2 separate regions of the Homo sapiens genome follow, and region 2 is linked to region 1. A link is a loop called in an ENCODE intact Hi-C map of the cell type or tissue named here. Cell type or tissue: Caco-2. All regions are shown on one strand.

Evidence for each region. A loop is a pair of places that touch in the nucleus more often than their neighbours do. Peaks named below come from ENCODE experiments on the same cell type or tissue, not always from the same donor. Only the 100,000 strongest peaks of a DNase experiment are listed, where the experiment ranks them.
Region 2: a loop joins it to region 1, with 17 times the contacts of the local background. A loop is called at or near these places in 3 of 110 quality-filtered maps.

Annotation. Positions count from the first base shown.
Region 1 is chr4:188,369,998-188,377,997 of GRCh38, reverse strand. It overlaps LOC105377608 (a long non-coding RNA gene), which reads left to right. Exons shown (of 3, transcript XR_939620.3): 1 at 1-36; 2 at 1,189-1,243; 3 at 1,339-1,715. Among named protein-coding and RNA genes, the nearest start is that of LINC01060, 82 kb to the left of the region's middle. In Caco-2, a CTCF peak has its summit at 4,910; a DNase peak (open chromatin) is centred at 4,907.
Region 2 is chr4:187,992,283-188,000,282 of GRCh38, reverse strand. It overlaps ZFP42 (ZFP42 zinc finger protein), which reads right to left and starts at 4,512. Exons shown (of 4, transcript NM_174900.5): 1 at 4,443-4,512; 2 at 1,010-1,175; 3 at 598-674. It overlaps LOC124900881 (a long non-coding RNA gene), which reads left to right and starts at 7,404. Exons shown (of 3, transcript XR_007058513.1): 1 at 7,404-7,601. RefSeq lists enhancers at 3,454-3,748, 3,363-4,344, 4,345-5,324. In Caco-2, no CTCF peak of the experiment used is centred here; a DNase peak (open chromatin) is centred at 4,572.

The sequences.
Region 1 (8,000 bases):
AGGGCTGGAAAACGCTAACAGAAGCAGCTATGTCAGGTGGGAGGCAGGGTGTTCTGTTTCAGAATTTTAGATAGGGTTTTCCATGAAATTAGCATGGTTCATTCATTTGTGTCACAAAGTGACATACTCCCCTGCCATCTCCCTTCCACGCTACAGAATTTTAAAGTAATAATGCATATGAACTTTGTGAAGATGCCTAAATTTCAAATCCAACTTTCCATTGTGATTTTCCAATAACTTCTTTACATTAGAAATGTCGTCCATTTTTATTCATTTATTTATTTAGAAAATATTTATCAAATGCCAACTATGTTCCAAGTACTGTTGTAGAAGCTGAGAACACAGCAATGAACAAAACAGATAAAATGGGGAAATGGGTTTCAGCTCATTGGTAACTACATAAAAATCTATAGCACTGACTTCTTTCATACGCCCCTCCTATTTCTGATCGAACCCTAATCTCAGTTCCCCCTTGAGGACCATGCTTATGTTTCATAACTCCCTGTGGTAGGCTGGACTCTACCACCCACCCCAGGATAGCCAGTTCCTAATCTCTAGAACCTTAGAACCTGGGAAAATTGCCTTATATGATGTAATGAGTAGTCTGGCCTCCCTCCCTTTTTTTTTTTTTTTTTTTTTTTTTTTTTTTTTTTTTTGAGGAAGGGTCTCACTCTGTCACCCAGGCTGGAGTGCAGTGGTGTGAGCTCGGCTCACTGCAACCTCTGCCTCCTGAGCTCAAGTGATTCTTCTGCCTCAGCCTCCCAAGTAACTGGGATTACAGACTACAGGCATGTGCCGCCACCCCTGGCTAACTTTTATATTTTGGTAGAGACAGGGTTTCACCATGTTGGCCAGGCTGGTCTCAGACTCCTGGCCTCAAGTGCTGGGCCTCCCAAAGTTCTGGGCCTCAGCTTCCCAGCTAGGATTATAGGCATGAGCCACCAGGCCCAGACTGGCCCCATTTCTTGATGTTTGACTCCTGACAGCTTCTAGGCCTCACCCCTTGGTATTCCTTTATGCCCGCATCTGGATAAGCCAACAGGAAAGATGGGGAGCCCCCTCCCTTGGCACTGGTGGGGGAGTCAAACCATACGAGCCCTTCCCACACATGGGAACTTTGACCCCACCCCAGCCCCACCCCTAACCACTATAACATCTTGGGCCAGTCTTCTTCCCTTGCTTTCTTAGGTCACATTGGATCTGCTTGTGAGGCCCACCTGCTCTCCCCAGAAGCCTGAAGTATGTGAGTAATGAACCTTTCATACCCCCTTAGCTTGTGTGTGGCATCATCAGCCTCAACATTCAAATCAAACCTCAGGGGCCCATATGTCTTTGCAGGTGACCATAACATATGGCAAGAAAAGAAAGCCTTTGCAGATATGATTATGTTCTCAAGATGGGGAGATCGTCCTGGATTGTTCAGATGGACCCTGAATGCAATCACACATCACACATATTCTGTTACGAGATGAGGAGGGAGATTTTAGGGCACACAGAGGAGAAAGAGATATGAAGACAGAGCAGAGGGAGATCAAAAAATGTTGACCCTAAATATTGGAGTGATGTGGCCACAAGCCAATGAATGCTGGCAGTCACCAGAAGCTGAGAGACAAGGAACCGGTTTCCTTATGGAGCCACCAAGGGAGGGTGACAGTGCTGACACCCTGATTTTGGCCCATTGATACTGACTGCAGACTTCTGGCTTCCATAATTGTGAGAGAATAAATGTTTGTTGATTGAAGGCATTAAGTGCATGGTGTTTTGCTACAGAAGTCCTAGGAAAGTACTACACTGTCAACTGAGGGCTGTTTTTCCCTTTCACACCCTGCACACTACTGGGCTGCCTCAAGCCCATTTGCCCTGGTTCCTGCTAAAAGCTCCAGTTCCATCAAGGCTCATGTCAGGGGACTGGGCCTTCTGTCACTCTCCCTAGTCATTTACCATCCCCTTCATCACGGGTGATTCTTGTGTCTGGCTTGCTGTTTTTCTCACCATCGCTATTCCTGGTGATTTTTCTACCCGTGTAAATGATCTGTCTTCGTCCATTTTGGCTGCTGTAGCAAAATACTGTAGATTGGGTGGTTTATGAACAACAGTAATGTCTTCCTCACAGTTCTGGAGGCTGGAGAGTTTGAGATCCAGGTGCCGGCAGGTGTGGTGTCTGGTGACAGCCCGCTACCTAGTTCACTGCACACTGCATCCTCACGGTGGAGAGGAAAGAAGGCCCTAGGCTTTCTTGTATAAGGCATGAACTTCACTCACAAGGGTTCTGCCCTCATGATCCCGTCGCATCCCAAAAGGCCCCGCCTCCTAATGCCATCACCTTGGAGATGAGGGTTTCAACATAGGAATCTAGAGGGACACAAGCATCCAGACCACAGCAGGTTTTACCAATACCCAGGACTCTTGGTTCTTTGTCCTCTATTCTGCTCATCTAGCCTCTTCCAGTTTGTCTCTTGTGATAACACGCTGGACTTTTTTTCATATCCAGACTCACTCTGTCTCCTCCATAATCTTTTCTTGCTGTCTCCTTCAGCGTTTTGGCCCCCATTCTAAATATTTTGAACCCACAAAGCCCGCACTCTATTAATTGCACCCCTCCAGCTCTCAGTTCCTTCATTTCCCAGCGTCAATCTTACATCAGTCATTGTCACCACCCCCTTCTATTTACTCTCGATTACCTTGCCCTTTTTCCTGTGCCACATCTGCCTAGTAAAACCACCACAATGATTACATATGGCCTGTGCCTGTTTGTGCTCACACCCAAGGACTTGGAAATGAATACAGAAAAACATTAAACCTGCTGGTTGGCCTCACGTTAAATATACAGGAATGAACTCAAGCAGGCACTCAGGACTGCCCAACAGTGTCACAAGAGTCATTAAGTTCATTTACTCTCCCTCCACCAAAGTGACTTTCACACCACCCCTTCTCAACTCTCCACCATGCCCGCCCCGCACCTCTTTGCCTAACTGTGACTTGATCCTTATTTCACTGAGAAGTTTGAAAGCAATCAGAAGAGAATGTCTACAAATTTCCACTAGCGAGGAAACCACTTCAGCTGCACTGGACCTGTGCGCTTTGCCTCTCCTCCTGGTAAAACAGGTGACCTACTTATGCTGTCTCTAAAGCAAAACTGATTTCACATGGAGTAGATCCCATCCCCTCTTATTGATTCCTCTAAGAATTTTCCCATGTGCTTCTCCCCTTTTCCTCCTGGATCATACGTTTTTGCCTTCTCTAAGAGAGCCTTCCCACAAACATTTAAGCTTGCTGTGTTGTCACTCTCTTAAAACATAAGCCTCTCTCTTGAGAGGACAGCAATTCTCCATCTTGTTTCTTGTTACAGCCGATTTCCTCTGAGTAGTTTCTATGCTCACTGCCTTTACTTGCTCTCTTATTCTGTCTTACATTCCCTCCAATAATGCTTTCATCAGTGTTCCACTGAAACCACTTTTGTCAGCATTACCACCGACCTCCACACTGCTAAATCCAGTGATCCATTTGAGGTATCATCCTTTCCACCTCTTGTCAGGATTTGAAGCAAGTGACAACTGCCTCCTTCTTAAAGTCCTTTCTTTACTTCATAATCCAATCCTAAGTAGATGTTTCTCAAATCGATCCCCTCCTTTTCATCTGCATTACTTATTTTCTGAGTCAGACACTCTCTTTTTATATAAACTACTTATTCTTCTACCTGGCTACTTCTACTCTCTCGCTAGATCCATTTTCTTATCCCAATTTCTAGATGCTGCGGAGCACTGGGGTGTCGTGAATGTACCCCGTTCTCTTCCTCAGCTGTACTCCGCTCCTCGATGGTCTTCACGCTCTACAAGCCATCTATCCATCAATGGCAGCTGAAGGAATACCACAGGCCACCATCCGCCCAGTAAAATATATCCAGCTGCCATTGTCACATATCGAAGTGGATGGTGAATAGTTAAATCAGACTTAACATGCCTGAAACAGTTTCTTATCTGCCTTTATCTGACCTTGACACCCATTCCTTCCAAATATTTTCCAATTTCCATTAGGAATTGTCATAACCATTCACCCAAAATCTCAACTCAAAGAATTCTGACATTTCACATTTTATTTTTTAGTAAATATCATTGGTTCTCCCCTTTAAATATATTAGAACCCCGGCAAAACCTCACCACCTCCACTACCTCCACCCTAGTCCAAAGCGCTCACGTTCTGGTGCCCATGGAGGTGCCTGATTGGCTCTCCCTTCACAAGAACCTGCTGCAAGGAGCAGGCAGGTGACAGTCCCCAGCTGCCACTCTTTCCTGACTACCAGGCCACCCTCTCCCAGGCTCTTCCCAGTCCTAGGAGAGAGGACTAGGTCAAGGCTATTCATGCCTGGAACAGGATTCTTCTAGAGAGCAGCTTTTCCCAGGCGGCCCCCATTGGCCTTGCCAGCACCTCCTCAGCACTATGCTGGGTCTCAGGCTGTCCGAGCTCACCTCTCCTTTCAAGGTCTCCCACTGGCACAACTGTCTGAAGGCTTCCCCTCCCTGCCTCTGCCCCCGTTCCCTTTGTCCTTCACAGTTATGTAGATGGACCTTGCACATCTCATCTTGCTGGGCATCTACCTCAGACACAAACATGGTTCACCTGTACCTGATGCTAATATTTCTCCTTCCTCCCACTATAGCAGCGAGAGGTGTCTTTAAAACAGAAGACCAATGGTGTCCTATGACTCTTATAACCAAATCTAAACATGGCCACAAAACCTTTAAAATATGGCAGCCTCTCCAAATGTCTCCTTTGCTTCTCTACCCCTGTTACATTGGCCTCCTTGCTGTTACTGGGATCCATGTGGCATAGACCAGACCCACCTGTGCACATCTTTCTTCCTACAGAGGTCAGCAATGTTCTTCTCCAAGATACACATGCTCCATGTGGCCAGTCTTTCTTCCTACAGAGGTCAGCAATGTTCTTCTCCGAGATACACATACTCCATGTGGCCAGTCCTTCATTTGAGTCCCTGCCTCCCCTCGGCGAGACCTCCCTGACCCTGACTGTTTCTAAAACAGAAAATGTTTTCCACAAATGTCACTTGAGACATAAATCAAATGTATTTAAACATCCAAATATGCAGGCACTTTTCCAATCAAGTAATCCTTGAATAAACCCCAACTAAATGTCAAGCAAGGACATAAAATAAAGGGATAGAGTTTTGATAGCACAATATACTAGATATTCACATTCTCTGGGAAATATTTTCTTCTGAGATTAAAGTCGCACTTCTCTTTTCTGCAAATTGCAAGACATTGAATATTATTTCCACTCATCTATCAGTTATTTGTAAAATCAAACAAATGCACTGTGCAAATGGATGCAAATGAACTGTGACTATGCGTGTTTGTTTTGTATTCTGACTACAGTGACCATAGGTTTCATTTTAATAACCTTTCTGGTAGCTCTTTGAGAGCATTGTTAGAGACAATAATTCTTCAGAAGAGCACACATTATGAAGATAGAGATTTGATAAAGTGTTTATTATCTTTGTGGCCAAACTTTAAGGACTCATATCTGACACTGATCTAAGAGTATTTGTTAAAAGTGGTCAAAATGTGATTTATTTCTAAGTGTCTTCTGTTGTGTTCATCTGATATTCATTATCTGTAATTTTAAAAAATCATATTATGGAACTATGTGCTTGGCATGTGCTATCAAGAGTCAAATTTCAATACATGGATTACAAAGAAAATACCCTCAGGCACTGAAATGTCCTAAAGATGAGTCATTTTATAACCTAATATGTACCAAGAACATTCCAGCATAGAAAACATTCAAGCATCAAAAAGAAATAGATTTACTAGTGCTCTCTATGAATAAGATTTGCTTTAACTTTAGCCTTTCTTTGGTACTTGGGCAAATTCAGACTTCGAGTCATATTTTCTTTCTTAGAATAGACTTTCTTTTTGAAAAGTGATATAACTTTAAAAGGGAGAATACTGGAGACATCACCTGACCCAGTCACCCTATTGTAAAGTGAATTCAATAAGGTCTTGAGAAGTAGGGAACTTGCTTAAAGCCACAGAGCTAATGGAACTTAATCAACCCGCATTATTTGGAGATCGAACTCCAGTGTAATAACTTCTAGTTAATGTGTTTTCATGAAGCTGTGGTGTTCCGATATAACAGTTTTACGAAAGAACGAGTCACTCAATTTTCCCTCCAAATACTTATATAGCAAACCTCATACAAGACAAAGTTTCTGGCTCAAAGAGCTTTGGATTTAATTTAAAAGATAAGACACATTCACAGAAACTAGTAACAATAAAGTAATGTGATGTGATTAGTATAGATATTGTAACATCTAAGTTGTCTGATTACCATCCTAATGATAATTTCAAATACAAAGAAAATACAAGTACATATAATATCAAGAATATTGAGAGGCTGGGCACAGTGGCTCATGCCTGTAATTCCAGCACTTTGGGAGGCCAAAGTGGGTGGATCACCTGAGGTCAGGAGTTCGAGACCAGCCTGGCCAACATGGTGAAACTCCATCTCTACTAAAAATACAAAAAAATTAGCCGGGCATGGTGGCGGACACCTGTAATCCCAGATACTCAGGAGGCTCAGGCAGAGAATTGCTTGAATCCTGGAGGCAGAGGTTGCAGTGAGCGGAGATCACACCACTGCATTCCAGCCTGGGCTGGACAGAGCGAGGCTCAGTCTCCAAAGAAAAAAAAAAACACTCTGGAAAATTGTAACAAATAGTTATGCTGATTCTAAATATGAAATCCGTTTTCTATCCACTGACGGATTCAGGTCAAGTTTCATGAGGGGTTAAGCCCTGAAGCTCACAGAACATCTATGCTAAGACTTTCCACTGCTGAGGGTCTGAAATTGTTGCATGGAAGTTCAGGAGGCGGGTTGGGGACTGGCCATACAAATCAGAGAAGACCCCAGAGGAAAGAGTGGGTGGCATTTGTTATAGACCAGAGAAGGGAAAGCTGAGCTGCATTTGCAGAAGTGAAAGGGAATGGCTGGGTTTCAGTTTTAACCCTTTTGGTCTCACTAAAGTGGCAGCAATGATTGATGATTTAAAAGGCAAGAACGTGCTCTGGAAGGCATGCCTGATGGAATGGAAGGAGTTCCCTGGTTAAGTGAGACAGTTTTTGTGTGCTAATGAGTAGTGTATTTGTATAGCCAGTCAGCGTTTTTCTTTACTCATTTGTAGCACACTTTCTCCTTATTCAGATGCATTTTACAAGAGCTGCTAATTTTTTTCATGAAAAACAAGTTATTTTGTAATCAATCACATTTTATATTCTAACCCATAGATTAAGGAAATAGATACTATGTCATCTGATCCAAAAAACTCCATTTATGTTCGCAAATATATGGATAAACAAAGTATCAAATGCTTTTTTATGATCCTTTTTTTTAGATTTGATCAATATTTCTTATTGCCTGAAGTACAAATACTCTCAAATCCATTCCTCAAATGTAATAAAATACTTTCTCAGGTTTTTAACCAGAACATGTATAGTAACATCTATTAACATAATTTTATTTATTTTATTATTTATTTATTTATTTATTTATTTATTTACTTTTGAGATGGAGTCTTGCTCTGTCACCCAGGCTGGCGCATTCTCGGCTCACTGCAACCTCCGCCTCCAAGGTTCAAGCGATTCCCCTGCCTCAGTCCCCCGAGTAGCTGGGATTACAGGCAGCGCCACCATGCCTGGCTAATTTTTGTGTTTTTAGTAGAGACGGGGTTTCACTGTGTTGCCCAGGCTGGTCTTGAACTCCTGACCTTAGGTGATCCACCCGCCTCAGCCTCCCAAAGTGCTGGGATTGCAGGCGTGAGCCACCACGCCTGGCCTATAATTTTTAAAAAATACGTAGTAAATTATGTAAAAGCAGGCAACCCTCAATCATTAAACTTTCAAGGAAAATGCTATCAGTTGGGAGGCTATGAATGTTTGGAGGTGGGGATATATTGGAACTCTATTTTCTGCTCAATTTTGCTATGA
Region 2 (8,000 bases), 380 kb after region 1:
CTCCCCAATTAGTCCATTTAAAAAACAGCTTGTGCATCCCAAATCTGAAAATCTAGGACCTGAAATGCTTAAAGTATGAAACCTTTTTGAGTGCCATCATGACACTTAAAGGAAATTCTCATTGGACCATTTTGGATTTTGAATTTTCGGACTCGGGATGCTCATATTGGGTATTTTGCAAATACTCAAACATTCAAAAAAATCTGATGTCCATAATACTTCTGGTCCCAAGCACTTTGGATAAAAAATACTCAACCTGTAACTGCAATTTAATTGACTGCTGCTTTTCCCTCCAAGCTCACCTCCTGCCATCTATAGCTCTTGTATTTCACTATTCAGCCATAATAAACTTTCTCCAGTAAAGCATCAGATCAGTCCATTACAAATGTTCTTTTTTCTCACTAAAATACCACCTATCCTCCAACACACACACAGAGGCTTGCTTCCCATCCATACTTCAAATGCGCAAACATCACCTCTTCAGGCAGGCTTCCCTGGATTCTTCAGCTCAGTTGAGTCCCAAAGCTAAACGTTCTCCTAGCTCCCTATTTCACACTGATCAGAGCTCTGGTGTCCCTTGCTTCAAGTCTGTCTTACCTGCTGGACTGTGAGCACTACTAGAGTGAAGGCCTCTTCTGTTCTGTTCACACAGGCTCCAGCCTCAGTACATTTGTCTAGTGAGATGAAATCATGAGTATGCATTAGTCATTGTGCTGTTGATCTCTGATTTAACAACCCTATATAATTACTTTACTAGGAATTTATTTGAGAGTTTAGACAATTTAATGTAGAAGTTTCAAAAAAGCTGGCTATTAATGATGCAGGGTGTTACATAGAAAGGAATTTCCTAAGGCCAGGCATGGTGGCTCATGCCTGCAATCCCAGCACTTTGGGAGGCTGAGGTGGGTGGATCCCTTGAGCCCAGGAGTTGGTGACCAGCCTCGGCAAAACGGTGAAACCCCATCTCTACAAAAAAGAAAAAATGAGTCTAATCAGACCACACCTACACTTCAGCTCAGCGATGGTTAGGTCTGAATTCCCAAGGGAGGCCGTGAGTGGGGTGGGTTTGCCTAGTGTGCTGGTGGTCAGCTATTCAGGAGGCTGAGGTGGGAGGATCGCTGGAGCCTGGGAGGCAGGGGTTGCAGTGAGCTGAGATCACACCATTGCACTCCAACCTGGGTGACAGAAAAAAAAGAAAGGCATCTCCTAAGAGAGGTGTTTTCTTTATGAATTTACTAAGGTTCAAGTATGGTCCTTACCTTTCTAAGCTAAATTCTTATTTGTCAGATCTCCGAGCATTATGCTATTTCTCATAGCAGTATACAAGCTTGTGAGGATGACATATAACATTGAAATGGTAATTTATTAATTTACTAAAAGAAAACTATTTATATGGCAAGCCAATTTCTGTTAGCAGAAATAACTAGTCATGCATCACTCGAAGACAGGAATATGTTCTGAGAAATGTATCTTTAGGTTGCTGTGTCATCCTGTGAACATCACAGAGTGTAGCTACGCAGACCCGAATGGCACAGCCTGCAACTCACCCAGGTTACACAGTAGGGCCCATGGCTCCTAGGCTATAAATCTCCACAGCATGTTACAGTTCTGAGTACTGTAGGCAACTGTAACACAACAGTAAGTATTTGCATATAAACATATCCAAACAGAAGAAATACTGTACAAAAGATAAAAAATGGTACACCTGTGTAGGCACATTCCCATAATGGAGCTCACAGTACTGGTAGTGGCTCTGGATGAGTGAGTGAGTGAGTGTTGAGTGAATGAAGGCCTGGGACGCCACTGTACACAACTGTAGGCTTTATAAGCACTGTACACTTAGGCAAATTTTAGAACTTATTTAAAAATTTGTCTTTCCTGAATAATAAATTAACCTTAGCTTACTGTAACTTTTTAAATTCATTTATTTATTTACTTTTTTTTTTGAGACAGAGTTTCCCTCTTGTTGCCCAGGCTGGAGTGCAACAGCGTGATCTCCGCTCACAGCAACCTCCGCCTCCCAGGTTCAGCCGATTCTCCCGCGTCAGCCTCCTGAGTAGCTGGGATTACAGGCATGTGTCACCACGCCCAGCTAATTTCGTATTTTTAGTAGAAATGAGGTTTCTCCACGTTGGTCAGGCTGGTCTCCAACTCCCGACCTCAGGCGATCCGCCTGCCTCAGGCTCTCAAAATGCTGGGATTACAGGCGTGAGCCACCGCGCCCAGACTCTTTTTAACTTTATAAACTTAAAAATGTGCAAACTTCCTGACTCTTTTGTAATAACACTTAGCTTAAAACACAAACATTTTTTCACCTGTACAAAAATATTTTTTCTTTATATTCTTATTCTGTAAAATTTTGTCTGTTTAAAAACTTTTACGTTAAAAACGAAGAGACAAACACACACATGAGCCTAGGCCTACACAAATTCAGGATCATGAAGATGTCACTAGGCCATGGGGATTTTTCAGCTCTTTTATAATCTTATGGGACCACCATAGTACGTGGGGTTGCTCACTGACTGAAACGGCCTTATATGGAACTTGACTGTACATGGAAAACATACTGGTAAAAGCGGATGTGGACGAAATCTTCATATACATTTAGTATTCGTTCTAGGTGCTGAACTTAGGGAAAAAGATGCAAAGTTCCTCGTTAACACAAAGTTTGGTGTGGGACAGACAGTAAAGGGCAAATAAACAAAAAATGTCAGATTGAGAAAAATGCTATTAAAAAAAAGGTCGGGGCGGGGTGGGACCGGGAGCGGTGGCTCACGCTTGTAATCCCACCACTTTGGGAGGCCGAGGCGGGCGGATCACGAGGTCAGGAGATCGAGACCATCCTGGCCAACATGGTGAAACCCTATTAAAAATAAAAAAAATTAGTCGGGCGTGGTGGCGGGCGCCTGTAGTCCCAGCTACTCGGGAGGCCGAGGCAGGAGAATCGCTTGAACCTAGGAGGCGGAGGTTGCAGTGAGCCGAGATCGTGCCACTGCACTCCAGCCCAAGCGACAAGAGCAAAACTCTGTCTCAAAAAAAAAAAAAAAAAAAAAAGAATATGAGAGGGGAAGTAACCGAGGACGCCACCTTCATCATGAATGTCTGGAAAAGGCCCCCAAGGAGGGGGCCATCGGAGCCAGATGTGGGCAGGAGGAAAAGTGCACGGGGGTGGGAAGAGACGAGCGAAGCCTGCTGGTTCCAGGCTGCCGGCGCTCCCCGGGGGCTGCAGGCCATGCTCCATGCTCCACGCTCCATGCTCCATGCTCCACGCTCCACGCTCCATGCTCCATGCTCCCTACAGCTATGGCGGGCAGGAAGGTGGGGGCTGGGGCGAGGCCCAGGCGCGGGGCTGACGGTGAGCCCCGGGACCATTTGCATTTCATCCCAGGTCCCAAGGAAACCATTACAGGGCTTCCAACAAGCAAACAGCAAGTTTTTTTAGGTTAGAAGATGGGCCGGACAGCTGCATGGAGAATGGATTTGGGGAGAACAGAAAAATCTATTAGATTTGGGAATCCCGCGAAGGGCTGCCAGGGGTTTGGAGCAGATGGCGGCAGAGGAGATGAAATGCAGGGAGAGCGGGAAAACAGGAGAAAGAACCACCCCCTCGCCCTGCAGCTCGCCGGTGGATTGGATGAAGAGCGGAAGGGAAACAGGAATCAAGAATGAGTCTCGCCCGGCGCGGTGGCTCACGCCTGTAATCTCAGCACTTTGGGAGGCTGAGGCGGGCGGATCATCTGAGGTCACGAGTTCGAGACCAGCCTGACCAACATGGTGAAACCCCGTCTCTACTAAAATACAAAAATTAGCCGGGCGCAGTGAAGGGCGCCTGTAATCTCAGCTACTTGGGAGGCTGAGGCAGGAGAATCCCTTGAACCCGGGAGACGGAGGTTGCAGTGAGCCGAGATCGCGCCATTGCACTCCAGCCTGGCAACAGAGCGAGACTGTCTCCAAAAAAAAAGAAAAAAGAAAAGAAAGAGTCTCCTAGGTTTTTTGCTAGAGTAATTTGAGTTGGGGGTATTGCCATCTCCAGAGATAAGAGGAGAGGAAAAGAAAGGGAAGAGACTGGTGTCTTGATCACAATGTAAGCATGTTAATATAGAAAAGACTTAGCCAGATATTGTAAGGAAACATATTTACATGAAGTTTTGAAATAAAATAAAAAATGCAATTTAGGAAATCACCGCCAGACACTTGCTTTCTTGAGAGTGTATTACTTGCCCATCTGCCCGTTTTCAACATTTGAGGCCAGTGGCCAGCCACGGGTCACCGCAGGGCGAGGGCTACAAGTCTCCCGGCGAGGCCGGCTCCGGCCTGGTCCCAGGATGAGAACACGCTTCCCCTCCCTGACTATCTAACCCCTTTGACCGACACATTCCAAGTAGTGAGCAACACAACCCCCTTCTCCCCATTTGAAAAAAGTTCCATGAAACAAGACTCACCCCTGTTACCGCGAAGCACTCTGCTATTTCCAATGCCACCTCCTCCCAAACGTAAAACAAAGGAGAAACTGCAGTGGAAACGTGGACTGCCCTGCGCCCCCTCCCAAGACCCACCCTCCGGACTGACGCGGTCTAATCAGGCTACAGCCACCCATCAGCTCCGCCAGGGTTAGGGAGGGCGTGGCCGGCCCCGCCCTGGGGCGCCGCCCTGGAGCCACCTGGCCCGCGCGTTCACTCTCTGCCCGGAGCCGCCTGGCACCTGGGCGGCGCGCTCACCCTCAGCCCGGGGCCCCCAGGCACCCGGCCCGCACGCAAACCCTCAGCCCGGGGCCCCCTGACCCCCGCGTTCACCCCTCAGCCCGGCCGCCGGGCACTGCGCATCCGCCACGTGGCAGCGCCTCCAGAGCCCAGACGCCCGGCGTTGGCACGTGGTGAGCGCTCAATAAATGTCTGTTGAACAAATACGCGTGGGTGTAATCACATTTACCCTTTTAGGCCGGACGCGGTGGCTCACGCCTGTCGTCCCAGCACTTTGGGAGGCCGAGACGGGGGGATCACATGAGGTCAAGCGTTCGAGACCAGCCTGGCCAACATGGCGAAACCCCGTCTCTACCGAAAAATACAAAAATTAGCCAGGCATGGTGGTGCTCGCCTGTAATCCCAGCTACTCAGGAGGCTGAGGCAGGAGAATCGCTTGAACCCGGGATGCGGAGGTTGCAGTGAGCCGAGATCGCGCCACTAAGCTCCAGCCTGGGTGATAGAGCGAGGCTCCATCTCAATAGAACAAAACAAAACATTTACGCTTTTGCAGATCGAGGAAAAAAATCAAGCGGAGGAGGCAGTTTTTACCCCCCGAAATAGAGGTTGACTCGAACGCAAACCCCCACACCTTTCCCACCCCACCCTACCCCCAGTTGTTTCAAACACCCCCAGTGTTTGTTTTCTTTTTTCTTTTTCTGGCCATTAATGTGACTGTATTGCTAAAGGCAACACAACTCACTTTGAAAGCAATGGTCAGTCAACGCTCACTATTGGCTACAGTCTAGTGAAATGTAATAGGTCGTATAAGTACACCCAGACCATTAGAACGAAACCCAGATCGATATTTAAAAACCTCCTAAATGTTGACTTGAAGCTTTTCTGCATATATATCTGGGAGCAGTTCTCCACTTTTTTCTTTTTTTAAATCTGTTTCTGAATAAGCTTCAATTTTGAGGTTGGCCAATAAAATATAATTTTCCTTCCTTCCTTCCTTCCTTCCTTCCTTCCTTCCTTCCTTCCTTCCTTCCTTCCTTTCTTTTCTTTCTCTTTTTTTTTCTTTTTTGAGACGGAGTCTTTCTCTGTCCCCCAGGCTGGAGTGCAGTGGCACCGTCTCACCTCACTGCAACCTCCGCCTATTTGGTTCAAGTGATTCTCCTGCCTCAGCCTCCCCAGTAGCTGGGATTACAGGCATGCACCACCACGCACGGCTAATTTAGTATTTTTAGTAGAGACAGGGTTTCTCCATGTTGGCAGGCTGGTCCGACCTCAGGTGATCCGCCTGTCTCGGCCTCCCAAAGTGTTGGGATTACAGGCGTGAGCCACTGCGCCTGGCCAATAGGATATAATTTTCAATGAAGGAAATATTTATTATTCCCTGATCTCCTCCAGTAGGCATAGCAGGACCTCTCCATTTGAAATCCGATTTCAATAAAGCTTCCTTAGTTCCTTACCTTAGAATGTATTATTTGCAGACGAGGGTCAGAAAGCCGATTTACCAGTCAGAAGGACTTCCCTCAACTTCCCTCCTTCTGTCTCTATGGCGCCTTGCTGTGGCCTCTTTAGAAACTACAGGGGAATTCCACCAGCCTTTTTTTTTGTTTCCCTTGGAGATAAAAATGTTAACATTTGGGTTTCGATAAGAAATACTTCAATGAACCGAAGAATGTTGACCAGAACCTTCTTTGTAAGCCTTTAAGTGGCAATGTCATTGAAAGCCCCTTTCCTCACTAGATGGAAACACACACACTTAGCTCAAGCCGAGGATCCTTTCTTTGGGTTGTCGGAAACCACCCTTTATCACTCCCTTAACCATTCACACAGTGCATCCCATAAACTAGATTGATTTATAATCGCCTCCCCTACCACTGATTCCATTTGATCGCTTGGGTGTGGCTCTGTTTGGGCATTAGAGACAGCATGTTTAGAAAATCTAATTTTACATTTCACACTCCACCTCTTCCATAGATTATTTTTGCTCCCATTATCGTTTAGCTTTCCTTTCCATGGGCCTGAAGAAGAAACCAAAACGAATGAACTCATCTGTTGTGATATGAACTCAGCTCAAAGGAAATTGAATTTCTCCTAAATGAGCTCGAGAACCAATTAAACCGTGAAACAGAAGTGGGCTGTCTTGAAATTGACCACAAAGAGGTTATGCATAGAAAAAGTGTTGTCCATTGCTGGAATTTTAGTCATAGTGATTCTTCTGCCAGTAACATCATGGTCACTTAAAACACTTGTATTTCGACCATTTTATCTGTGTTACAAATCAATATTTTCCTTAAAACCCTTAAAATGCAAAAACTATAGATATGCATTAATTCACTCTATACAGATTTGAGTTTCTCCCCTACACAGGCGGAGGTTCTAGGCCCTGGTGGATACGTATTCCTGGCCTCCTGGGGTTTGAATGCGGAATGGCCAGGTCAGAACAGGAGGGTAAGAACTAGATTGAGGTGAGTAACTCACTTGTAAACAAAACACCCTCAGTAATCAGTATTAGTAATATTTTAACCTGGCATGTAAAAGAATCAAAATCAACGCAACAATTTATAGAGAACAAAATATCCACATTGTAAATAAAGACAGTCAGAGGATACCAGCCAAATAATCATGATTGTAAGTGTCACAATGCAGCTATTATTAGCACAATGAAGGAGAGGTGCGTGGTGCTGTGGGAGCCACATAGGAGAGCCGGGAAGTTAGGGGAGGTTTCCCTGATCTGCAGGAATCAGCGTGGACGGCAGAGCCTCCCTGACAGGAGAGGGAATAGTTATGGAAGGACCTGAGATGAGTGGAGGCGAGTGTGGAGAGGCTATGCAGGCCCAGACTCTGGGACCCCGTAGGCCATGGGAAGAACTTCGATCTTCAGTCCAGGAGCCCTGGGAACGGAATATTGTAAGAAAACATGCCTTATCTATAAATGCTTATTAACCTTAAACTTGTAAAACATTATTTCATTATTAGAGCTTCAGCTTATTTCTATTTGATTTAGCTAATATAAATTGAATACACGCACAGTCTCATTTTATCTGAAATCAAATTTCTAAAATAGTTATTATTACTGTTATTATAATTTCATTTGCGTTTTAAAATAACCCCGAGGCACAAAGAAACTTTATACAGGAATAAGTTTCTAAACTCAGATTAGAACCCAAGTGTTGGCTGGGCGTGGTGGCTCATGCCTGTAATCCTAGCACTTTTGGAGGCCGAGGCCAGCACATTGCCTAAGCTCAGGAGTTGGAGACCAGCCTGGGCAACATGGTGAAACCCCCTGTCTCTAATAAAATTAAAAAA